5 separate regions of the Mus musculus genome follow, and all the other regions are linked to region 5. The links are chromatin loops, found by intact Hi-C in ENCODE. Cell type or tissue: heart. All regions are shown on one strand.

Region 1 (5,000 bases), 140 kb before region 5:
GGCACACGATGCCGCCCTCATTGGTGGCCAACAGGGTCTCCCTCCGGGAGCTAGCCGACCTGGCAATTGGCACTCCAGAGGTGGGCGCGGTGAACTTTACGGCCTTGCACACACTGATAGTGTCCATTCTCAAGAGCCTCAACCTCCAAGAAGTTCTTATCGACTTCCACTACCCATCGACTGAGACTGGCCGCGGAACTGAGTCTCTGCATGGCACTCACAGCGCCCCGCATTTGCCAACCAGCAAAGAGAAGCATCAGAGTCTACCTAGGCTGTCACAGACTCCACAAGAGCTAGAAAACCAGGTGAAGGACTTGGGTAACCAGGTACTGGACCTCACCAAACAGTTTAAAACTATGGACAACAAAGTACAGGGCATGGCCACACAAATAGACCAGATCTCAGTCCCTGAACTCCAGCAGGAAGAGGAGATAGCTCTGGTGACCCAACAGGTATCCCTAACAAAGTTCTCCAAGATCTATGAATCTGAGGAGATGATGGAGAAGCCTGAGCCCACAGTCAAGATGCCCACCGAGATGGTACAACTAAAGCCCTCAAGGACTCCCAGCCTGACCAAGGTGGGTACATTAACCCTAAAAATCCTCTGCTCCTCTGGGCTACCCTTCAGGCCCTAAGCTACCCCCAATACAAGGGGTACCAGGTCTGGCTTCACAGGACTCCTCTACCTTGCAGCCCACGAGTGTGCTCCAAGACCTCATAGAAGATGTGAAAATTCTGAAGCAGGCTTCTGAGCTGCAGGTTAGGACACCCTAGGGACCACAGCTCATGAGTGGGTTGATGCTTTGCCTCTACTTTCTCTCCTTGGTTTTGTGTGTGTGTGTGTGTTTGTATGTGTGTTTGAGCACCCACATGCATGCAGTGCCTGAAGACTCCAGCAGAAGGCATCAGATCCCAGGAACTGGAGTTAGTTGTAAGGCGCTCTGTAGGTGCAGGATAACATACCGGTACCCTTCACAAGAGCAGCCAGTGCTCTTACCTGCTGAGCCATCTCACCAGCCTCATTCCATTTCCTAAAGCCATTAATAACTCATCAAGATACCTAGAATACCTAAATTGATTTAGAAGGTAGCTGAGACATTGCAGGATATTCTTAAAGTGAGTTTCCTTAAAAATTGAGACTATCCCGGTATGGTGGTTCCTTTAGTCCCAACACTTGGGAGGCAGAGGCAGGAGGATCTCTGTGAGTTTGAGGTCAACCTGGCCTACATAGCCAGTTCTTGGCTAACCAGTGCTACACAGTGAGACCTTGTCTCAAAGCAAGCAAGCAAAGTACACAGTTTCTGTTCTATTCCTGTGAGGAGACACCATGACCAAGACTTGCTTACAGTTTCAAAGGTTTGGTCTATCATCTTGGCCAAAAGCATGGCGGCACACGGGTAGACACGATGCAGGAGAAATAGCAGAGAGCTCTGTAACCAGATCAGCAGGCAGTAGGAGAGAGACCCTGGGCCTGGCTTGCCCCTCAGTGACACATTTCCTCCGAGACCATGCCTCCCAATCATTACAAATAGCACCACTCCCTAAACATTTAAATATAAGAGCAGCCTACAGGGGCTATTCTTTTTTTTTGGGGGGGGGGTTTGAGACAGGGTCTCTCTGTGTAGCCCTGGCTGTCCTGGAATTCACTCTGTAGACCTGGCTGGCCTTGAACTCAGAAATCCATCTGCCTCTGCCTCCTGAGTGCTGGGATTAAAGGTGTGCGCCACCAGTGCTCGGCTACAGGGGCCATTCTTATTCACACCACCACACTAAGTAAAGTAATAGAGAGCGCGCAAGGAATGGTAGTTTACTGCCTGTAATTCCAGCAGCACTTGGGAGGCAGAAATGAAGAATCCTGCAAGCCCCGGGCCAACTAAGTCAGCTGCAAGTTTTGAGCCAGTCTGGCAACTGGAGAAGTGGTAGGTCTTTGCTCAGCCTGCAGGGGGCAGCAGAGGACTGAGGAAAACACCCCATGGATACACAGAAGAGGGCGGGAGGTGGAGAAGGAAGGGAGGTGGGGGTGGGGCAGAAACTCAGGGTTGACCAGCTCTCAGCTGGAGAAATCTCCACACCCCAGAAGCTCAGTGTGTTTATTGCTTACAGTTGAGCAGGGAGGTAGGGCTACTGCACACAGATGTACAAGGAGACAGGTTTAGGTCATCTCTGTAGGGGAGCAGCCTCCAGTCTATAAATATTTAGGGATGAGATGTGGCTGTTTTCTGCACACACACTGTTAACATCTACACAGAGACCAGAAAAAAGGCTTTGCCATGAGCCATGATTCACCACCACCACCACCCTGAGCCTTATGGGTACGTGTGTGTGTGTGTGTGTGTGTGTGTGTGTGTGTGTGTGTGTGTGGTGGTGGTGGTGGTGGGAGGGTTGGGTGTTTACTATTCCCCCATGGCTCTGAGGATGTGGGATCCCCTACTCAGCTGTACCCGTGTCAACAGTACACATTCACAAAAGATTTCACTCAGAGCTTCCTCCACCCCCTGCAAGGGAGAGTAGAGGAATCAGGGAGCGCACATGTATATTGCTGACCCAAGGGTCAGTCCTCATGAGGGCGGTAAGGATGGAAAGTCGGATAGCAGTGCCTCATCAAGGTCACAGACACAAGCTGCAACAAGCTGGGGACACTTTAACCTTGCCTTGGGTTTTCCTGAGGGAGAAGTCCCAAAGGGTTCTTCATGTAGTGTCCTGTGAGCACGAGGAGACAGAAAGCAAAGCCAGATTCTCACACAGATCAGGCCAAGGGGTTACAGGTAGCCTTTAGAGGAAAGAGGAGCCACCAGAAAGAAAGGATGGAGAGAGGCCCAAGAGAGAAAAGGACACAAGACAGGCCAAAGGAGGCCCAGCCCTGGGAGATCTCTGGCTTTTAACCCAGCCTGAGCCTCACACAGGCCTGGGGAACTGTCACATCTCTGGTCTTGGCTCTGGGAAGTGGACCCCACTTTCTCTGTGGTTGTTGCTGTCCTTTCCTTTGTTCAGTTTTTTTAAAGCAGGGTCTCCTCGTAGCCCAGCTGGCCTTGAGCTTAACTGTGTAGTCAAGGCTGGCCTCTGACCGCTTGGTCCTTCTAGTCACCTCTCAAGGGCGGTGGTAATCAGCATGCGTGCAGCACCATGTCTGGTCTTTTCCAAACTTTAGTGTTTGAAAGATCAGTTTAGAATCTGTTTAGATCCCGGAGGTCAGCACAAGTTATAAAGAATAGTTGAGGGGGGCTAGTGAGATGGCTCAGCGGTTAAGAGCACTGACTGCTCTTCTGGAGGTCATGAGTTCAAATCCCAGCAACCACAGGGTGGCTCACAACCATCAGTTGAAGTCCCAATCACTTGCCGGGGCCCTCGCTTTTGGAGAGACAAGGCGGACTTCAAGCTGTCGAGCTGGAAGCTTTAGATAATGAGTAGCAAGCAAAGAAGCCAAGGTCAACTCTGACTGGTCACTGTTTTCACTACTTCCTTCCTTCCTTCCTTCCTACTGACCAGGAAAAGAACTGGGAACCTGGCCGGGTGGTGGTGGCGCACACCTTTAATCCCAGCACTTGGGAGGCAGAGGCAGGTGGATTTCTGAGTTCAAGGCCAGCCTGGTCTACAGAGTGAGTTCCAGGACAGCCAGAGCTACACAGAGAAACAAACCCTGTCTTGAAAAACCAAAAAAAAAAAAAAATAATAATAATAATAATAAATAAATAATAATAATAATAACTGGGAACCTGGCTTTCTATGTCACCTAAAACTAGGTGGAAACTAGGAACCAGAGACTGTACCTTCACTAAGACCCATAGGCTTCTCATTTCCTTTTCTCCTTTACACCAAGGCTGTGTGTGTGTGTGTGTGTGTGTGTGTGTGTGTGTGTGTGCACACAGGAGGGCTGAGGCAATGGTCCATTTCTAAACTCTGTTTCCAGGAACTCCTTCAACGTTTTAATGAACTGGAGAAACTAGTTAAAAGCCGAGAAGAATACCTGGTAATATGAGCAAGCTCTGGGGGAAGGGTCCTGAGGGATAGGTAGAGGACTTCCCTTCAGCCTGGCTTCTCTTTAGGCCTGGTCCCAACTCCCATCCCTGAATATCTGTGTCCTTTGTGGGTAGGGGACATATGCACTCTGCCACTAAGCGGCACTACTTCTGGGTAGAAGTGCAAGTCCTTGCCATCTTTGCTCAGGGCTCTATCCAGAATCCATGTGAGCTAAAGCACCCATCAGCCAATTCTGTGCCTCTGGCTGGTCACTGAAAGCCAGTGACTCTTCCTGAGGCTGTGGCTGTTGGTAGCACCCAATCAATCCTGTTGGTCCCAAACTGCGGGGAACGGATGTGCATGCATGCTTACACATACATGTGTGTACATTCCTACTTACATGTCTCTGTGTGTGCATTCACACTTACACCACGTGTGTCTGTACACTCGTGCTTATACACGTGTCTGTCTGTATCATGATATGTTATTCACAGGATCTATTAAGTCGGAGGCTGAATCTTCTTGCTCCGGGTGGTGAAGAAATCACCATGGTCACCTGGGAAGAGCTAGAACAAGTGATTGGTGACGGCTGGAGGGCCTCCAAAGGGGTAAAGCAAATGGGCAGCAGCACTGGGTGGTATTCCAGAGAACATCTCTCATACATTCCACTGTCTCATATTCTGCTGTTTGGACCTTCACTACTTACTTTGTAGATATTTAAAACATTTTTCCAGGATGACATTGGCACGAGTAACCCAGATAAATTCCCAGGTTTGGAATGACAACTTTACGCTTTGTCTACCTGTTGCTACTGTGCGGACCCAGCTTAGAGTCCAAATAGAAGCTTGGAGGAAAAAAGAGAGAGAAATCCAGGGCAGGCGTGACGAGAGCACAGCAGGAAGAGCTATGTGTAGTCCGTGTAAAACCTGTCATAGGCTGGGCAGTGGTGGCGCATGCCTTTAATCCTAGCACTTGGGAGGCAGAGGCAGGCGGATTTCTGAGTTCGAGGCCAGCCTGGTCTACAAAGTGAGTTCCAGGACAGC
Region 2 (5,000 bases), 130 kb before region 5:
ACCACTAGGAAGCAGATGGTGTGACATGATCATGACCCTTTTGGAAACTGGGAGGCATCCTTAGGCTGGTGGTTCTTGAATCCAACTGACCACCCAGGACCAACAGTCATTGGTGGTAACCAAGTAAGACCATAGGGAGAAGAGGGAAACAGGAGGGCCAGGCTGAGTGGCTTGCCCTGGAAGCCACTTGCCCCTCCAGACCCAGAGATATCCCTGTACCTTCATCTGCACCTCTCACATTCCTTTGTTGTTAGACCTTACATCCTGGGTGAGACAGATGTGCAAGTCCACTGCTCACACCTTGTGCTGCAAGGACTTTGCGTCATCAGGGCCCCGGGAGAACACAGGACTTAGCTACAGAAGCTGTGTGCATTAACCCAATGGAGTTCCCCTCCCACAGCGGGTTTTGTCATTAATGCTGCCTGCTGGCGGCAAAGGTACTTGAAAAACCATGTGCTGGGTAGAGATCAACTGTGTACTGTGTGCAGCGCCTTCTGTGACGCTCTGAGGAGGTGGCGACTGCCTGTCTCACAGCAGGGGACAGGCAGAATATGCCACACCATTGGTGAGACATAATACCCTTACCCCACCTCCCTGCCCCGCCTTTCTTGTCTGTCCCGCATGCAGCTGGACAAGCTCAGAACCATCATTGAGAGCATGCTGGGCAGCTCCTCCACGCTGCTCTCCATGAGCATAACCCCACACAAGTCCACCGCCTGCCTAGTGCCCGGCCAGATCGACCCCGAGGCCACCTGTCCGGCCTGCAGTCTGGATGTGAGCCACCAAGTCAGTCTGCTGGTCCAGCGCTACGAGCAGCTACAGGACATGGTCAGTGGCCTCGCTGCCTCCAGACCCTCCAAGAAGGCCAAGCTGCAGGGCCAGGTGAGTGTTTCTCTCTGCCCAGCTCCGTCACAGGGTGGCTGGATGTGGAGTTAGGAGTGTATGGGAAGGGTGGACTTAGTGTGGGTGGGACACACAGTGCCTATCACAGGATGCAGGCACAGTTGCAGGACACACTGCCCCTCGGTGGCCAGTGTTTCCAACACTTTGCAGATGTCCCCTGGAGGGAAGGCTTGCTGCCGGGCTGAGGGTCACCACCAGATCTTGCTCTTGGATGCAAGAATTGAGATTTGGTTCACACTGTTGCCCACACCTCACCTCTCGGGGATCATGGGACAGCCATAGGACATGTGAGCTTCAGTCACCTCTTGGATGCCCCCAAAGGCCACTGATGCCAGTCTACCAGCATGTAGGGGGATTGGTGACAACATCCAGAGGAGGACACAACTGTCTTGGATGCCTCTGAAGAAAGCCAGAATGGATTTGAAGGGAGCGCATGTGCTGGGTGATGATGGTTTTGATTTTAACGTGTACGCGTTTCTTTGCGTGTATGCATGTGTGCATCCGTGCACGTGCACATTGCATGGCATACTTGCAGAAGCCAGAGGACAGCTTGCAGGAGTCAGTTCTTTCTTTCCATGATGTAGGGTCTGACGGCCTTGTGTGGTAGCCCAGATTTGTTCTAGAACTTATCTTCCTGAGCATGGGGGGGAGGGGGGGGTGTCACATTCTAAGTTCTAAAGGCAGCCTACCCATGGGACTGCTTCATGGGTTGCCCCAGCAGCCTCCAAAAACTCCCCTGTCGCTGCTGCAGGATGAGGAGCTGCTGGGCCACGTGCAGAGCGCCATCCTACAAGTCCAGGGTGACTGTGAGAAGCTCAACATTACCACGAGCAACCTCATTGAGGACCATCGGCAGAAGCAGAAAGACATTGAAGTGAGCAGTGGCAGAGGCTCGCCCGCCCCACCCACCCATGCCGCTCACTCGGCTCACTCTCTCGGCATTGCTGACTCTTCCCTTTCTCTGTCCCGCGGGCCTCCAGGTGCTGTATCAGGGGATAGAAAGGCTGGATAAGGAAAAGGCCAACAGAGAGCACCTGGAGATGGAGATTGATGAGGTGAGCCTCTGGCTCCTCCCCAGCCATTGTGAGGGGAATGGGGGTGGAGGAGTTGGGGTGGGGAGGGCGAGGGATGTGTGGGGAGCCGGGAGACACGGAGACACAGGACAGACTGCCCGAGGAACATCCCCACCCCATGCTGGTCTCTCACACAGAAAGCCGACAAGAGCGCTCTGGCATCCAAAGTGAGCCGGATCCAGTTTGATGCCACTACAGAGCAGCTGAACCACATGATGCAGGAACTGGTGGCCAAGATGAGCGGACAGGAGCAAGACTGGCAGAAACTTCTGGATAAGCTCCTGGCAGAGATGGACAGCAAGGTGGGGGTGGGAAAAGACACAGGACAGGTTGGGCTGCTCGCTCGCCATTCCTGGCCCTGCCATCGGGGCACCACCGCTCTCTGCAAGCATAGATCGATCCCTCCCACCTCCACCCCACAACCCCATCTCCCTGCCGCCTCGAGCTCACCTGGTGTCCACCCTCCAGCTGGACCGCCTGGAGCTGGATCCGTTGAAGCAGATGCTGGAGGACCGCTGGAAATCACTGCGGCAGCAGCTCAAAGAGCGCCCTCCACTCTACCAGGCCGACGAGGCGGCTGCCATGCGGAGGTGAGGCCCGGAAGGCAATGGGGAATGCTGGGCGGGCCCCAGGTGAGCAGTGCATGACTGATTCTGCCCAGAACTGTCAATCAGGTGGAGGGACTGCATTTTAGAGTTGAGTAACTTGGCCAGATCCTTCCAATAGTGGTGGGGAAAGGCAGAAAGGAGGTGCAAGGCTCTTGGGGTTAGATTGCAGTACACTGGATTTCTGGGGGCAGAGACACACCTCCAAGGTGTCCCTTTGGAAACTGGCTTAGGGAAATCCCACTCATGTCCACCAGGGGGCACCAGAGGCACATACAAGCTACTAGGCTGGCTAGCTGGTTCAGAATGCGTGCCTGCAAGGGATGGTTAGCACCAGTTGAATTCCCAGGAAGTAGGGCAGGATTTGCCACCCGTCCTGCTGGGGCGGGGGGAGGGGGGGGACAAGCTCTCTGGATCTCACTGGCTGTGTCCCATTCCTGACAGGCAGCTCTTGGCTCATTTCCACTGCTTGTCCTGTGACCGTCCCTTGGAGACAACTGTGACTGGACAGTGAGTGGGCACACCTCAACCACAGCATCTGGTGGCAGGGAGAAGGCTTCGAAGCAGGGATGCATCTCCCCATACCCACTCGTCTCGCCTCTTGTCCTGGGTTCATCTCTGTCCCTGGTCCCCTCAGCCTTCCTATGGGGCCCATACTGAGTAGTGAGGGCCGTCCCGTAGAGCATGGAGGTGGGTGGCCTAGACGTGGGATTTCTCTCTCTCTCACGCCCCTCCCCCTTCTCTCTGTCCCTGCCCAGAGTCATCTCTGTGACCCCCATAATTTCGAGCATGCCAGGGCACCGTTCCGTCCGGCCTTACACTGTGTTTGAACTAGAGCAGATCCGACAGCAAAGCAGAAAGTATGGGACAGTGGGATCCTGGGCAGGGGAGGGGGAGGGAGGGCAGGGGTGGGAGGGGGCAGAGATGACTTGAGAATACACACTGGGAGTAGCCTAGAGGGACTCTGACCGGAAGCACCATGGAGGACCTGAACTTCCTTTTTTGTTTTGTATTTGTTTTTGTTGTTTATTTTGTGGGTTTTTGACATTTTAAGCGTTTATTTTGTTGGGGAAGGGGGCTTTTGTGTTAGGGAAAAAACTTTCCCCAGCAAGTCTGGTGGTCCCTTACCAGACTTTTAGAGGTGTTGAGCTGCCCAGTGACCCTCAGCCCTCAGTCAGTTCCCGAGGGCCAGTGCAGTTCACACCTGCTCCTGCACAGCAGGGGCCTGGAGCCAAAGCAAGGGTAAAGCCCACAAGGTCCTGCCTGGTCCTGGGCTGACCTCTTTCCTCACGCCTGGGTCTCACAGCCTGAAGCTGGGCAGCAGCTTCCCTCGGGTTGACATGTCACAGATGGAGAGAAGCGTGGGGCGTCTGCACAGCATGCACTCCCGGATGCTGATGGACATGGAGAAGGTGCAGGTCCACTTCGGAGGCTCTGTGAAGGCCAGCAGCCAGATGATCCGAGAGCTGCTGCACACCCAGTGCCTCAGCCACCCATGCTACAAACGGTAGGACAGACAGAGTCCAGGGACACACAGGCCCCCATGAAGGCCAAGCTTGGCTTCTGCTCCCCCCCGCCCCCCGTCCATTGTGGGGTGGGGGTTGGGGGCTGGGGTTGGGGATGGGAACAAGGGTGAGGGTGTACTGTGAGTGTGCACACACACACACACACACTGGTGCGCACACACACACACACACACACACACACACACACACACGGTGTGACACGTTGTGTGTAGCTTCAGGCTTACTTACCAGCCTGTCCCAGGTAACACTCCTGGGTGGCTCAAAGTGATGACTCCCCCCACCCCCCACCCCCACCCCGTGTCTGTCTACATCCCAGGGGAGCAGACACAGCAGATTACAGCTACTCGACTGTATCCCGTCGCTGTGGGGGCAGCCACACCCTCACCTACCCCTACCGGCGAAACCGCCCGCAGCACCTGTCTCCACTGGAGGAGATCCAGATCGCCATGAAGGTCTGTCAGGAGCCATGGGAAGGATAGTCCCGCCATGCCCCTTCTGGAAAACCACCTAAAGTCCCATCAACTGGTCCTCTTTCTTCCCTCCCTCCCTTGCTGTCCCAGGGGTTGCTAGGTTACTGCCAAGTTACCTCTCCAAAGTTGCTGAGGCAGGCCTTGAACTCACGATCCTCGAGCCTCGGACTCCCAAAGTAGCTAGGATATACAGGTCTGGCTTGCCACTGGGTAGAACGCCATCCTTCCACCTGATTCCCAGGCACTACCCTACCACCTTCCACCACGGGGCCGCAGAGTTCCACAGTACCTCCTTCCATCTTGCCCTCAGACCAGACTCCATGCAGGGGCCTTTCATTTTTGAGAGTGAGTCTTGCTATTTACAGTCCTGGCTGGACTGGTACTAGCTATATATCTCCCAGACTGGCCTTGAAGTCAGTGGGA
Region 3 (5,000 bases), 49 kb before region 5:
AACCCAAGAAAACTACACACAAACAATAAAGGTGAAGTTGAGGCAGGGGAGACTGCCTCAAACAAATGAAAAGGAAAGGAAAGAAAGGAAAAGAGCTAAGTGTAGACTGAGTGATTGTGTCTTTGCAAAAATACTTCTAACCCCACTAACTCCGTGTAAAAAACCCACAGCCCAGTGATTATATGTATAAGCCATACGCCTAGATTGGGCAGCTCTACCACCACTCTACTCTCTACCCCAGCTAGGAGACCCCTTGCTACCTTCAGCTTCTCCAAGCCACGTGGTTCTGCTCCATCTTCCTCCCACCTCCTCTTCCTCCATCCTTCTCTCTCTGTCCCTCATTCTCTCTGACCTCCAGTCCCACCTTTCCCTTCCACTATCCAGACACAGGCTCTAGTCTTTATTGACCAGTTCGATTGGGGGAGGGGGGAGAAGATTCACATGAAATCACGTGAGTATGTGATCCACTCCTGTCAGGGCGGCCCCTCTTGAGGAAGCAGAATTATCAGAGTACAAACAGGCCCAGGGCAACCCACAACAGCTCTCACTGCTGTATCCTGACACTGCTGCTGCGCTTTATCTCTAGAGTAGTTCAAAGTGATCATTCTCTGCCTGCCTGCCTGCCTGCCCTGCCTCCTTCCTGCCTGCCTGCCTTCCTTCCTTCCTTCCTTCCTTCCTCTTTTTTTAGACAGTAGCGATTGAACTGAAATTCTCTATGCTTCAATTGGAATACAAACTTGTTCAGCCATGCATGTTTCATTATTTTTTATTTTATTCTTTACTTTTATTATTTTATGAGTGCTTTGTGCGCGGCAGATGCCAGAAGAGCATGCCAGATTCCCTGGGACTGGAGTTACAGTTGATTCTCAAACACCATGTGGGTGCTGGAAATTGAACCCAGGTCCTCTTCAAGAGGAACACGTGTCCTTCACCGCTGAACACTGCCCCTCTACGGCCCCTCCTTTTCATGATGTTGGCCTGTTCCCATGGTGGTCACAAAATATGAATGGTTTCTACTAAGTGGAGAAAGGCCAGAGCATTCCGGTCAATGAAGTGAGTCAGAGGGAAGCGAACAAAGCCAAACCTGCACTTAAGTTTCTGTGAGGGTCTGCAGGCTCAGCCCCAGCTCACGCTGTTCACGCTGCGCGCACGCGTGCGTGCGTGCGTGTGTGTGTGTGTGTGTGTGTGTGCAGGAAGTCAGGAGCTGCTGTTTCCTTCTGGGGCTGGAGAAGAAACCCAGCCTCTGGCAGCACTTGCTGCTCTTGCACAGGACCTGAGTTTGATTCCTAGCACTCAGTTAGGTGGCTCACAGTATCTGCAACTCCAGCTCTCGGGGTCACAGACCCTTCTGGCTCCCAAGGACACCTCCACATACACACAAATAAAACTTAAAAGAAAGCTATTTATTGAAGTGAACTGTTTTTTTTTTTTTAAAGATTTATTTATTATATGTAAGTACACTGTAGCTGTCTTCAGACACACCAGAAGAGGGAGTCAGTTCTTGTTACAGATGGTTGTGAGCCACCATGTGGTTGCTGGGATTTGAACTCTGGACCTTTGGAAGAGCAGTCGGGTGCTCTTACCCACTGAGCCACCTCGCCAGCCCGAATTGTTTATTTTTATGAATGAATTATCATCTTTCTTTATGGAAAACTGGGACTTTACGGGACAACCAGCACTTTACGAATGGAGTCAAACACTGGTATGGTTTGGTTTTGCTTTTTGATCCCAGCTTGGCCTCAGACTTCTTGTATAGCTGAGGCTGACCTTGAACTCTTATCCTCGTGCCTCCACCGATGAAATCCTGAGATTAGAAGCATGTGCCACTGTACCCAGCCTGTTTTGTTCTTACCTAACGTGTGCTGTGAACGTATTTTCTATGACAGAAATGAAATTTCTTTCCTTCAGCTTTAAGTAAAGTTAACAAGTGGTTTAAAATAAGCATTTACAGTCATGTACATTTGTATGTAAGCACAGGCATTGCTCACCGGTTCAGACGGGTGCCTAAACCAGCAGTTCCCTCACTGGGCACCAGGTGGCACTTTCCTGATGTACAAGGAAGTAACGCCAGGCTTGAAGCCTGAGTCTTGCTCTGCTGACACAGGTGCCTTGATTGGCAGGCCGCTGGTGGATCTCAGTCATTTCTCAGATTCAGTTTGCTTGGCTCCTTGCTCGTTTCACTGCCAGGTTCAGTGCTCAGACGTAGTGCGGGTGCTGAGCAAATGGGTAAATGTCTTCGCTCTCCCACCAGTAACATCTCTTTGTGCGTTTTGGGCAAGCGGCAATGTCCTCCAGTATTGACAAGCCCAGCATCCGAGTTGCTGGCTTCTGCACTTTCCGTTGGATCTCATAGACAAAGACATTTGCCATGCTGTGTTCTAAGAAAGCCGTTCTCAGCAGAGACCTCCGGTATTCCTGTTAAAGTGTGGAAGCACGGGCCGTGTGCTTTGGTATCTGCTGCTGTCTAAGCAGAAGGGTGAGCTCTATGGTGTCCCAGCCAGCTTCCAGAACCTGCGTGGAGCTTGATTCTATTTGAAAGGACTTCACCTTTCACACTTCCTTGTCCATTCCAACCATGCTTCTACTTTCTGTTCCTTGGCCTTGGGACCTTCTGAGTATCACCTACTTTCTCCTTTTTTATGCTATCAGGAACTGAATCTAAACCTTGTACATGCTAAGCAAGTGTCCTCTCTGAGTTGTTCCCTTAGCCCCTTGAGCTTCATCTGCCAGAGGAGGTTGTTAACATTGACATTCTGCATTTGCTCAGTCAGCCATCGGATTTTGAGTTTCTCTTCTGGGCTGGTCTCTCCTCCAGGAGCTCACAGGCTGCTGGGAGAGGAGACTTGCCTCATCTTAGAATAGGAAGTACGAGTGCATGGCCTAGGGCTGGATGGCGGCTAAGGCTGGACAACATATGTGTCATAATTTATGCCACTGAGCTGCGTGCCGGGATGTAGTTCACATGTAAATGTCATGTATGTATTTTACCGTAATTTAAAAATTAAAGTAAAGCAGGGATGGGGGCACAGCCCGGGTGGTGAGGTGCTGAGGGCCTGAGTTTGGTCCCAGGAATCCACAGAAAAAGCTGGGTGCAGAGGCACATACTTGGAATCCCAGTGGTGGGAGGTGAGAACAGGCAGATGCCCAGAACTCACTGTCCAGCCTCACTAGTCAAGTCGAGACCCTGTCTCAAGCAAGTGTGGGTGGCTCCTGGGTTAAGAACTGAAGGTGTGCTGGGCAGTGGTGGCATGTGCCTTTAATCCCAGCACTTGGGAGGCAGAGGCAGGCAGATTTCTGAGTTCGAGGCCAGCCTGGTCTACAGAGTGAGTTCCAGGACAGCCAGGGCTATACAGAGAAACCCTGTCTCAAAAAAAAAACCAAAAACCAAAAGACAAACAAAAAAGTGTCCCTTGGCCTCTACTGCATGCATATACATATATGCAAACACATACACACACAACTGGGAGGAGAATGCATACAAAGGATGCATGGCACATAGTAGGGCCTCAGAAGTGCTTATGTGTATTCCCTTTTTGTTATGGGTTTGTTCACATTTGATCCCTGAGTTCAAATCTCAGCAACCATATGGTGGCTTACAACCATCTGTAATGAGATTGACACCCTCTTCTGGGTTGTCTGAAGACAGATACAGTATACTTATGTATAAATAAATCTTTGGGCTGGAGTGAGCAGGGACCAAGCGAGCAGGGTTGGCTGGAGCGAGCAGAGGTCCTAAATTCAATTCTCAACAACTACATGAAGGCCCACAACTATCTATACAGCTACAGTATACTCATATACATAAATAAATAAAAATTTTTAAAAAAGGTTAGATTGAGGGTACCTGAGCCTCATTTCCTTATCCTGTATTTAGGCACCCTTCCCTAAATCCATTGAGATTTTACTACCTAAAGCCAGGTGGTGGGGGCACACGCCTTTACTCCCAGCACAGGGGTAGGCAGATCTGTTAAGTTTGAGGTCAGCCTGGTTTACAGAGGAACTTCACAGACAGCCAAAGCTACACAGAGAAACATTATCTCAAAAAACACAAACTCTTTTTTTTTTTTTTTAAACATTACAAACTAGGTGGTGGTAGCTCAATCCTGGGAGGCAGAGGGCGGGGGATCTGTGTGAGTTTAAGACCAGCCTGGGCTACATAGAGAGACCCCTGTCTCAAAAAATCAAAATAAATAAATAAATAAATAAGGGTCCTTAAGGGTTTCTTAAGGGTCAAGGCTCTGGGTGTCTCCAGAGGAGAATGGCACCACCCACACAAACCAAGTGGTCGCTGTGCTGCTCGAGAGAACGAGAGAACGCTAATCCCAAAGTCATTTACTTTGGCTTTAGAGCAGATTTAGAGTATGTGTCAGATTTTTCTGCCTAATTACTTTTTGCTTAAGCTTATTTTAAATTGGTTTTAAATTCCTTTAGTACTGCAGCCTAGGAAGTAGGGGGCGAAGAAATGGGCGTCAGATGAGAGCTGGCCTGGAATTCCCATTTCCCCCAGTTAAAGCCCCCTGGCCGGCTGCTCGCCGAGCATTAACGTCTTAAGAGTACACTTACTCTTTGATCCAGTAATTCCACTCCTAGGAATTTTTCTCAAAGAAACAAGCAAGCGTGCAGAACGCAGGGACAAGGGCGTGCGTCTACAACACACATCAGCAAAAAGGAAAGCCAACTGCTTAATAAAGCATGCAGTCATCTCTACATGGTGTCAACATAGTGGACTTTGGAGCTGTTTGCCATGTCTTTAAAATGAGAGAGAGAGAGAGAGAGAGCGTGTAGTCCTTCACACAGTGAGAGCCCAGCGAGGGAGGGCGGACTGTTTCCATTCATTTTGATAGTGTGTGATAAAATGGTCACCGAGCTTGCGCCTCTTTTTTTTTTAAAGTTTTCTGCTTAAGCATATCATGCTTTGTCATTAAAAAGCATGTATATATGTATACACATAAACACACACACACACACACACACACACACACACAAACACGCATGCACAC
Region 4 (5,000 bases), 220 kb before region 5:
CTGTACTCAGCACCAAGAGCAAGTTCCGTGTGGTGGTGGAGGAGGTAAGCACATAAATGGGGTGAGGGCCGATCGATGCCTGCTGCCTTCCAGCCTGTTCCCTCCCCAGTGCCCAGACCCCAGGGACCCGGGTGAGATCTGAGCATTGGAGCAGCCTAGGCTCTACTCATGGACCCGGGTGAGATCTGAGCATTGGAGCAGCCTAGGCTCTACTCATGGGTTGGCTAACTGGCACTGATCCCTCCACCTGCCCTGCTTGGGCAGACTGGAGAGACCCTGACTCCGGCTGGCTGGGTGGCTACAGTATATCTGTGTATGGTGCTGCAGATCCTGAAAGTCAGCTTCTGGCTATCTGTCCATCCATCTGATGAATGCCTGACTGGCTTGTGTTAGGAAGGGTTCGGGCAGCTATTTGAAGGAAGCGTCCTATGCACTGTCCTCAGGTGCAGGTTGTAGAACTGAAAGTCACGTGGATTACCAAGAGCTTCTGCCCCGGCGGCACGGACAGCGTTAGCCCCCCACCTTCCATCATCACTCAGGAAAACCTAGGCAGGTGAGTGAGCGTTCCCCCACCCCAGAAACCCAGCATTCACCCCTAGCATGTATTGGTCTGCCTATAAATGACCAGGCATCCCACGGAGCTCTCAGAAGTGCTGCCAAGCTCCCGGTCTTTCTCTTCAGGGTGAAGCGTCTCGGATGCTTTGACCATGCTCAGCGGCAGCTTGGGGAACGCTGTCTGTATGTCTTCCCAGCCAAGGTAGAGCCGGCCAAGATTGCCTGGGAATGTCCAGAAAAAAACTGCGCCCAGGGGGAGGGCTCTATGGCCAAGAAGGTATGTCCTTGAGGTGGGCGGGTATGGGCACTCAGAGAACTGGCTGTGAGCCATTTCCACAGCCAGCAAGGTGGGTCTGGGCTTTAGGCCTTAGGGAACAGCCCTGAGGACCCTCGCTGGCCACTTAGGTGTGTATAGCTCTACTCCCCAAGACAATGTCTGGGGCCAGGATGGCCCCTGCCTGCCTCCGTCTACAGCTCCCTCCCCTTTGTTCTGCTCTTGTAGGTGAAGCGTCTGTTGAAGAAGCAAGTTGTGAGAATCATGTCCTGCACCCCAGATACCCAGTGTCCTAGGGACCATTCCATGGAAGACCCAGACAAGAAAGGGGAAGCCAGAGCCGGGAGTGAAATAGGGTCTGCTAGCCCGGAGGAGCAACCTGATGGATCAGCCAGCCCCGTGGAGATGCAGGATGAGGGGTCGGAGGAGCTTCAGGAGACATGCGAGCCACTGCCCCCCTTCCTCTTGAAGGAGGGTGGAGATGACGGGCTGCACTCGGCAGAGCAGGACGCAGATGATGAGGCGGCTGACGATACAGATGACACCAGCTCTGTGACCTCCTCCGCCAGCTCTACTACCTCCTCCCAGAGTGGCAGTGGCACTGGTCGTAAAAAGAGCATTCCCTTGTCCATCAAAAACTTGAAGCGAAAACACAAGAGGAAGAAGAATAAGGTCACCCGTGACTTCAAGCCTGGAGACAGGTGAGTTCCGAGTGTGTTCCTTACCCTGCGGTGCACGTGTAGACTCAGTAGCCGGAGCTCTGTGTGCCCTGTAGGGGCTATGGCGCTCCCATCGCCAGATGATAGTGGCTAGGGTAGGCCTGGGTACGTGGGAGAAGATAGCGGCTAACCCTCCCTAGCCTGGCTTGCTGGGATCACGTTTGGGGCACCGTACAGGTGAGCTTTACACACACTAGACATTCACCCTGCCCGTGTGAGACTCGGTTAGGCCTAGAAGGTGGAAGGTCACCTGCTCTGTCTACAAGAAGCATATTTTTGTGGCCTGGCTCCTGGGCCTACACTTCACAGGGTGGCAGTGGAGGTTGTGACCACGATGACCTCAGCTGATGTGATGTGGCAAGATGGCTCTGTGGAATGCAACATCCGCTCCAACGACCTTTTCCCTGTGCACCACCTGGACAACAATGAGTTCTGCCCTGGGGACTTCGTGGTGGACAAGCGAGGTAGTGCTGCTTTCTGGGGGGAGGTGGGGTGCATCGGACTTGGGGTCCAGCGGGTGCCTGTGTGGTTGAAGTGTGCTTGCAGGCAAGCACCCCAGAGCTCTTCAGTTAGTCACTGCCCTCCTGATTTCCCTAGTCCAGAGCTGCCCAGACCCTGCTGTCTATGGTGTGGTGCAGTCTGGGGATCATGTTGGCCGTACCTGCATGGTGAAGTGGTTCAAGCTGCGACCAAGTGGGGATGACGTGGAGGTGAGCATGCCGTCCTGCTTCCTTTGGGTGGGCTTGGGCAGAAAGGGGGAAGCCTGCCTCATCCAGCCCTGCTTTTGCCGCAGCTCATTGGAGAAGAGGAGGACGTGAGCGTCTATGACATTGCTGACCACCCTGACTTTCGCTTCCGCACAACTGACATTGTCATCCGCATTGGTAACACGGAGGATGGGGCTCTACCCAAGGAGGATGAGGTAGGTGTGATGAGGTAGACTGCAGCTTCTGTCTGGGTGGTGGCTGCAGTCCCTCACACTGCCACCAGATGCCACCAGATGCCACTAGGAGCTCAGACCTGAATGTCTTTGAATTCTGATGGCTGGCATGGCTGTGTGGACACTGGCAGTTAGGTTCCCTCAGGGGCTACCCTCCATTGCAGCTGAGAGCCCACACAGTCAAGTGCAGCAGAGCCTAGGCAGGCTTAGAGATGGAGCCTGAGCTAGAGCTGGAGGAAAGGCTGGAGTTGTTGAGAAAGGTCAAGACAATCTGGACACAAGGGGCAGAAACAAACTCCGGTGGCAGGGTACCCACCTGGGAAGAGTGCCAAGCCAGGGAGGCCAGAGCACTACCTGTGGGGAGAGAATTGCTGCAGACTTGGGAAAAGACATTTAGTGTTTGCTACAGTCCAGGGGATGGGAGGCGGCTGGGTGGAACCCACTAGAGCTTACATCCTTTGGAGTCTTGCCCCTGCACCCATCTGACCCTCATCCCCTCTGCCCTTTAGCCCTCAGTGGGCCAGGTGGCCCGAGTGGATGTCAGCAGCAAAGTGGAAGTGGTGTGGGCTGACAACTCGAAAACCATCATCCTGCCACAGGTGAGGCTCCAAGACCCAGACCACTGGCCACGTAGAATCCCGGCCTCCTCTGTAGCTTTCCCACTTAAGCCCCAAGGACAGGGACAGCGGCTTTCTAAATCTCATGGGTGTACGAGGTTCCCAAACCTCTAGATCACCACAGTGCTAGGAAATGCAGGGTGCTCCCTGCTGCTGTTTCTAGGACAGTTGTTAGCACGTAAGGAAGGGAAGGAAAAGGCTGGCCCGATTCTAGCCATCTCCAGCTGGCCCCCTTCTTCTGCCATACTTGGGCTGACCCTGTTTTCCAGCTCTGCTTTCCTGGTGTACACAGGGGGCCGGGCCAGATGGAGAGTGGCTGATCCCTCACCTCGGCAGCCATTCAGTGGGAAGCAGGCCACAGTGTGACCAACTCCAGTGTCCCTACTTTGCCTTCCAGTAAGGTTACCTACTCATTCCTGGTGCAGTCCACACAGACCTTATGTCCACACCAGTACCTGGCCTGAGTCCTGGTGGTAGGCTGGCTTTGCTGAGGTTCCTTGTGCCCCTCACTCACTCCCACTGGCCAGATGCTAACGGACCGACTGCCCAGAGCCTGCCCTAACTTAGCTCTGTGTACTGCTTGGGGTGCAAGATGGGCAAAGGGTCTGTTGCAGAGAACTGGGAATCTTGTAGCAGAGACAGGATTTCAGATGAAAGGTTGAGAACAGGGAATGGGGGATGCCAGAGCTCCCCAGTATTAGAGTTCTGTCTGGACTTAACTCCTCTTCCCGTAGCACTTATACAACATCGAGTCTGAGATTGAGGAGTCTGACTACGACTCCGTGGAAGGCAGCTCCAGTGGGGCCTCCTCGGATGAGTGGGAGGACGACAGCGACAGCTGGGAGACCGACAACGGGCTCGTGGACGATGAGCACCCCAAGATAGAGGAGCTGGCCGCCATCTTGCCTGCCGAGCAGCCCACTGCCCCCGAGGAGGACAAGGGCGTGGTCATCAGTGAGGAGGCGGCCACGGCTGCCATCCAGGGCGCCGTGGCCATGGCTGCCCCCGTGGCAGGGCTGATGGAGAAAGCTGGGAAGGACGGGCCTCCCAAGAGTTTCCGGGAGCTGAAGGAGGCCATCAAGATCCTGGAGAGCCTCAAGAACATGACTGTGGAGCAGCTGCTCACAGGCTCGCCCACCTCGCCCACCGTGGAGCCTGAGAAGCCAACCCGAGAGAAGAAGTTTTTGGACGATATCAAGAAGCTACAGGAGAACCTCAAGAAGACCCTGGACAATGTGGCCATTGCTGAGGAGGAGAAGATGGAGGCAGTACCCGACACAGAGCGCAAGGAGGAGAAGCCTGAGGTGCAGTCCCCAGTGAAAGCCGAGTGGCCCAGTGAGACACCTGTGCTCTGTCAGCAGTGCGGTGGCAGGCCTGGCGTCACCTTCACCAGCGCCAAGGGCGAGGTCTTCTCTGTGCTGGAGTTTGCACCCTGTGAGTCACCATGAGTGGTAGTGTTCTTGCCTGCCTCTGCCATTACCCTGTGTCCTGGGGGATTATAGTGAGCCGCCCCGGGCTTCTCTCCCTGCTGACTGTCCTCTCCCCGCAGCAAACCACTCTTTCAAGAAGATTGAGTTCCAGCCCCCGGAAGCCAAGAAGTTCTTCAGCACAGTGCGGAAGGAGATGGCTCTGCTGGCCACCTCGCTGCCCGATGGCATCATGGTCAAGACTTTTGAGGACAGAATGGCAAGTGGGCTGCTGGGAACTCGGGGAGGCGCCTGGGTACAGATGCCATGGGGCATGGGGGTGGCAGTGCTACCTTGCTGTGGTTCCAGACATGGTGGCTCAGGTAACTGAGGTATCAGAATAGAGCCCTGCAGCCACATGGACACCCTTCTGGGAGAAGCACTGTATCCATGTAGCTGTAGGAGATTGGAGCCTGCTAGGAGGAGGCT
Region 5 (5,000 bases):
ACCGCCATCTTCTTGCTTTCCTATTACTACAGGGGCAGAATCCCCTGCCCCATGGGAAGCTCAGGGTGAGTGGGGCAGGGACTGGTTCCTGTGATATCTGCCAAGAGTAGTGCAGAGAATGTGGCACAGTGGAGTGGGGGCCGCAACACAAGACTCAGTGACCTGTCGGCAACTGGAGCTTTTTGCCGAGAGGGCAGTGGGGACATGGGGAGATATAAGTCAGGCTTGTCCCTGCCTGGGCCTACACTTCCCCAGGCCTCAACCTAGCTCTCCTTTCTGGCCTTATTTTAAAGCCCCTATTAGTTGGGCCTGGTAGTATATGGAAGTGGAGAAAGATTATGAGTTAGGTCAGCCTGGGCTACACGCAAAGATAGTCCCAAGAACCGTAAAATGTTCGAGGCCAGCCAGGTCTACAGAGTGAGTTCCAGGACAGCCAGGGCTATACAGAGAAACCCTGTCTCGAAAAAACAAAAAACAAAAAAACCCCAAAAAACAAAAACCCAAAAACGATAGTCTTTATTAAAGACAACTGGTGGTATGTGTTGGCATCAGGACCTCCCAAACCTATGACATCACATAGGTGACAGCAAAACCTGCAGACTGGTTGCCAAGGCAACAGGCACCCTATTCCCAACATCCACTTGGCTCACTTTCCACCTTTACCTGAGTTACGTCATTCTCGATATAAATAAGGAGAACTCCCCTCCCTCACACTCTCTCCCCCTCTTCTCTTTCTGCCGCCACCTTCTCTCTCTTCTCCCAATAAAACCTCGTCCACGTGGAACTGTCTTGGCCTAGCGTGCTGTTGAGATGCAACCCGCCATTCTAACACATCAGTGTGTGTGATGTCTTTCCAGGTCGGGTGTACACTGATGGCGGCTGCACACATCTTTCTTTGGCCTTTCTGTTCATTCATTCATTCCATCAGTCACTCGACGAGCCTCAGGCTGGAAGACTCTCCTGTGGGTGCGCAGGGCGCTCTTAAACACACTCAGTAAAACCGAGCCTTGGTCCTAGAACCCTTGCTTCAGGGTAGTTCTGGATCAAGGGACTAAGACCTCCCATTTCCCACCACAGAGGAAGGATCTGCAAGTGTTGTGCTGGGGAGGAAAAAGGCCTTCTCTGCACCCCCACCCCTATCCAGCAGCTCCGGAGACCCCAGCCTGAATGTGGTCTGCCTCTGCCCAGCCACCTCCAGTACCTGGGGCACTGGTGTGGACTCTTCACTTGTATCCCAGTCACAACGAAGCCACATTCTTCTTTATCTGTCTTGAGACAGGGTTTCTCTGTGTAGCCCTGGCTGTCCTGGAACTCACTCTGTAGACCAGGCTGGCCTCGAACTCAGAGATCCACCTGCCTCTGCCTCCTGAGTGCAGGGACTAAAGACATGCGGATCAGGTGAAACCACATTATCTTACCTCAGTCAGCTGCTCTAAAGTGCCTTAGCTTTCTTAGTCGATACCTGTTCTTACTCCTCTGGTGACAGAGCCATCTCTGCCTTACTTCTCACAGAATAGATATCTTCCTGGGACCCACCTTCCCACCCTTCAGAATCCAGGACACATCTGTGCCTCTCTGGTGGGCCATTCCCCTGTGGTGGTTTTTCCTTTAACCAGTCCCCACAGTCCTTGTCCCTCCTGTGACTGGCAGGACATAGATTTGCTGTGAATCCCAAATTCTCAAAAGGACTTTCTTTTCTGCAGTCTTAGCAGGGAAGGGGGATCTCTTCCTGTCTCTTCCCTCCCAGGCTTTCCCTAGTTTTCTCTCTACCTACACAGACAGGTTATTGAAAACCCCAGCGATGTTTGTGATCTTGCACAGGAACAAGGGCAAACGTCCCTATGCCTGGAGTCAGGGAGCCTCTGTCCTCATGTGTGGATTGAACCCCACGCTGCCAAACAATGCAAATCAGGATGCCCAGCATGTGAAAGCGCTGAGTCACATTCTGGGAACAGGAGCCCTGGGGACCATGCCCTTCAGCAGTGCGTGCTGCCGCGTTTGCGTTGCAGGAGTGCCCCGGGGGCTGCGCTGGGCTGCGGGAACATGCTTGTAGGTGCAACTGGGCTATGGAATCGCGCTGGGAGCTGCAATTGGGCTATGGGAGCACTCCGGGGACTGCAACTGGACTGCACCTGGGCTGAGGGAGCACGCCCAGGGCTGTGAGGGCGCCCCTGTCCAGGCCAGAGCTGATCTCCCCGCAGCACCAGCTGGACTAGGAGACTAGCGATCACGGGATTCGGGGCGCGCTGGGCACCCACTAAACTTCCGGGGCCAGACCGCAGGCCCCTGGTCCAAAAAGAACTGCCCCGGTTCCAGACGACGCCTGCACTTCCTCTCTCCCTAGCGGCGCGCGCCCCCTGGTGGACGCCGTCCTGCTCGCTGCTTCCCCACCGCGCTGGGCTCTAAGCTCCCCGCAGGAGAGTGGTGACCCCCTTCCCAGAGCCAGCCCAGGATAGGAGAATAGTGGAAAATGCCGTGGTCTGAAAAGATAACGGTGTGAGCTAGTGTGCATACGTGTGTGAGCATATGAAATGATACATGTGTAAATAAATAAGCGTTGTGTATGTGTGAGTGGATGTGGTATGGATGTGCACATAGTGTAAATGGGGCACTGGGTGGGTGGCTGATGTGTGATTAAGTGATCCATCGTGGAGGGCAGGGGCAGGGTGTATGTCTAGTGGCCTCCAGTGTCCAGGCACGGTTGGGTAACTCCTGAAAGCCTTTTTGTGATACTCTAGGGATTAAACCTAGGGCTTTGGAAGTTAGCCAGGCCACACTCTTCTTAACTTTGTTTTGTGTTCTGAAACAGGGTCTTACCACGAAGTCTTAGCTGGCCTGGAACTTCCTATGTAGACCAAGCCAGCACAGCGGGTAGCCAGCTTCTGCCTCCTGAGTGCTGGGGCTAATGGTGTTTGCCACCACACCTGGCTCTTTTTAACTTCTATATTTACATTTGTAAATTCTCTGAGAATTTCATTCATGAGTACTGTATTTACATCATTCCCACCATGCCCTTCCCCCTCTAGCTCCCCCCAGGGGTGAGACCTTAAGAACTTTCTCCCACTGATGAACCAACTGGTGTCACTGTGTTGGTCTTGTCTAGGTAGCCATATTGTTGAGATTTCTTGGGTGTAATTTCCCCTGCTGTGTCTACAAGACACTGTCTTGTTGGTCCTCGGGTTCTTACAACCGTTCCGTGAATCAGTCTCTCTCTCTCTCTTTCTCTCTCTCTGTGTGTGTGTGTGTGTGTGTGTGTGTGTAGGTTGCATTACAGCTTTACCAGGTTGAGTTGTGCACCCCACAGACTCTAATTCTCTGCATTCAGATAAAGTCAGCTTGACACCAGCTAGAGTCATCAGAGGAAGCAGTTTCCAGTTGAGGAAATGCCTCCATGAGATGCAGCTATGCGCGTCTGTAACAGTCTCCATCTGAAAAAGAAAACAAAATCATTCTTTGATGAAAAGCAGGAGCTACAGTCATCTGATGGTCTAACTATAGAAAAGTTATTTATTTTATGTGTGGGTTATATGTGCATGTCTGTATATCACATAAATGCAGTGACCATGGAGGTCAGAAGAGAACGTTGGATCCCCTGAAACAGGTACTACATACACCACTGCTATGTGGGTGCTGGGATTAGAACCTGGGTCCTCTGGAAGAGCAGCCAGCATTCTTAACTACTGAACCACCTCTCCAGACCCTGGCCTACATATTTAAACTATAATTAGAAAGTATACTGGTTTAGGAAAATGACTGTAGTTGGTTCTCATATAGGGCCTATAACCATGAACCCACATAGCCTGGTCTTAAAGTCTGTCCTGGCTGGCTTTGTGTGTTAGCTTGACACAAGCTAGAGTCATCAGCTCAGTTGAGGAAATGCCTCCATGAGACCCAGTTGTAAGGCATTTTCTCTATTAGTGATCAATGAAGGAGGGCTCAACGTATTATGGGTGGTGCCATCCCTGAGTTTGTGGTCCTGGGTTCCATAGAAAGCAGGCTGAGCAAGATATAAGGAGCAAGCCAGTAAGCAGCACCCCTCCATGACCTCTGCATCAGCTCCTGCCTTGGTTCCAGCCCTGCTTGAGGTCCTGTCCTGACTTCCTCCAGCGATGAATCATCATCTGGAAGTCTAGCTGAATTCACACTTTCCTCCCCGACTTGCTTTTTAGTTATGGTGTTTTTTTCCCCTCTGTAGAAAGCCTGACTAGGACAAAGCCCTTCTGTAGTGCAGGCAGGTCCTGAATATAAGAGAATCCTGCTTCAGCATCCTGGAAGCTCAGCCCAGGCGAGCACCTCTTGGATCTGTGTTACACAGCTCTGACCCGGCCTAGCTTAGATTCCCACTTTAAGATTCAGAGGTGTGCTGGAGCGATGACTCAGGTGTTAAACTCACTGGCTGCTCTTCCAGAGGACCCAGGTTCAATCCCCAGCACCCGTTATGGCAGCTCACATTTGTCTGTAACTCTAGTTCTAAAGGATCAGACACCTTCACACAGACATAAATGCATGAAATGAGGGGTACAAAAGATCCAAAGGAAGCCGGGTAGTGGTGGTGCACACTTGTAATCCTAGAACTCGGGAGGCAGAGGCAGATGAATCTATGAGTTCGGGGCCAGCCTGGTCTACAGAGTGAGTTCCATGACAGCCCAGGCTCTCCTACCCCAAAAAAGATCCAAAGGAAACTGAGCTCAGTGGCTCAGACCTTTAATCCCAGAACTAGGGGGATAGAGTCAGGAGGTTTGCTCCAAGCTAGACTACACACTGAGTTCCAAGTCACCCTGAGCTACAGTTCAAAATCCTATCTAATAAAATATAGCAATAAGCCGGGCGTGGTGGCACATGCCTTTAATCCCAGCACTCGGGAGGCAGAGACAGGCGGATTTCTGAGTTCGAGGCCAGCCTGGTCTACAAAGTGAGTTCCAGGACAGCCAAGGCTATACAGAGAAACCCTGTCTCGAAAAACCAAAAACAAACAAACAAACAAACAACCCCCAAAACAA

The links. A loop is a pair of places that touch in the nucleus more often than their neighbours do. Peaks named below come from ENCODE experiments on the same cell type or tissue, not always from the same donor. Only the 100,000 strongest peaks of a DNase experiment are listed, where the experiment ranks them.
Region 1: it touches region 5 in a loop (6-fold over the local background); 12 of 42 quality-filtered maps call a loop at or near these places.
Region 2: a loop joins it to region 5, with 8 times the contacts of the local background. A loop is called at or near these places in 41 of 42 quality-filtered maps.
Region 3: a loop joins it to region 5, with 3.0 times the contacts of the local background. A loop is called at or near these places in 22 of 42 quality-filtered maps.
Region 4: it touches region 5 in a loop (3-fold over the local background); 3 of 42 quality-filtered maps call a loop at or near these places.

Annotation. Positions count from the first base shown.
Region 1 is chr11:116,461,030-116,466,029 of GRCm38, reverse strand. It overlaps a transcript of Qrich2 not described here. Among named protein-coding and RNA genes, the nearest start is that of Qrich2, 9.2 kb to the right of the region's middle. In heart, a CTCF peak has its summit at 1,928 (motif pointing right); a DNase peak (open chromatin) is centred at 1,939; H3K27ac peaks cover 1,005 bases.
Region 2 is chr11:116,444,041-116,449,040 of GRCm38, reverse strand. Qrich2 (glutamine rich 2) reads left to right here. Exons shown (of 14, transcript NM_001033267.2): 3 at 628-882; 4 at 1,655-1,777; 5 at 1,884-1,958; 6 at 2,114-2,278; 7 at 2,445-2,566; 8 at 3,026-3,091; 9 at 3,340-3,441; 10 at 3,888-4,088; 11 at 4,424-4,559. Among named protein-coding and RNA genes, the nearest start is that of Qrich2, 7.8 kb to the left of the region's middle. In heart, a CTCF peak has its summit at 2,825 (motif pointing right); DNase peaks (open chromatin) are centred at 2,349 and 2,850; H3K27ac peaks cover 1,221 bases; H3K27me3 peaks cover 2,614 bases.
Region 3 is chr11:116,365,350-116,370,349 of GRCm38, reverse strand. The region is part of intron 2 of Rnf157 (ring finger protein 157); the gene reads left to right. Among named protein-coding and RNA genes, the nearest start is that of Foxj1, 32 kb to the right of the region's middle. In heart, no CTCF peak of the experiment used is centred here; a DNase peak (open chromatin) is centred at 2,049; H3K27ac peaks cover 1,128 bases.
Region 4 is chr11:116,540,878-116,545,877 of GRCm38, reverse strand. It overlaps Ube2o (ubiquitin-conjugating enzyme E2O), which reads left to right. Exons shown (of 18, transcript NM_173755.3): 6 at 1-44; 7 at 444-553; 8 at 682-832; 9 at 1,058-1,530; 10 at 1,858-2,012; 11 at 2,146-2,258; 12 at 2,342-2,470; 13 at 2,998-3,087; 14 at 3,840-4,539; 15 at 4,655-4,791. Among named protein-coding and RNA genes, the nearest start is that of Sphk1, 11 kb to the right of the region's middle. In heart, a CTCF peak has its summit at 2,529 (motif pointing right); a DNase peak (open chromatin) is centred at 864.
Region 5 is chr11:116,316,529-116,321,528 of GRCm38, reverse strand. No RefSeq gene overlaps it. Among named protein-coding and RNA genes, the nearest start is that of Gm26730, 12 kb to the right of the region's middle. In heart, no CTCF peak of the experiment used is centred here; a DNase peak (open chromatin) is centred at 2,328; H3K4me3 peaks cover 849 bases; H3K27ac peaks cover 1,001 bases; H3K27me3 peaks cover 1,139 bases.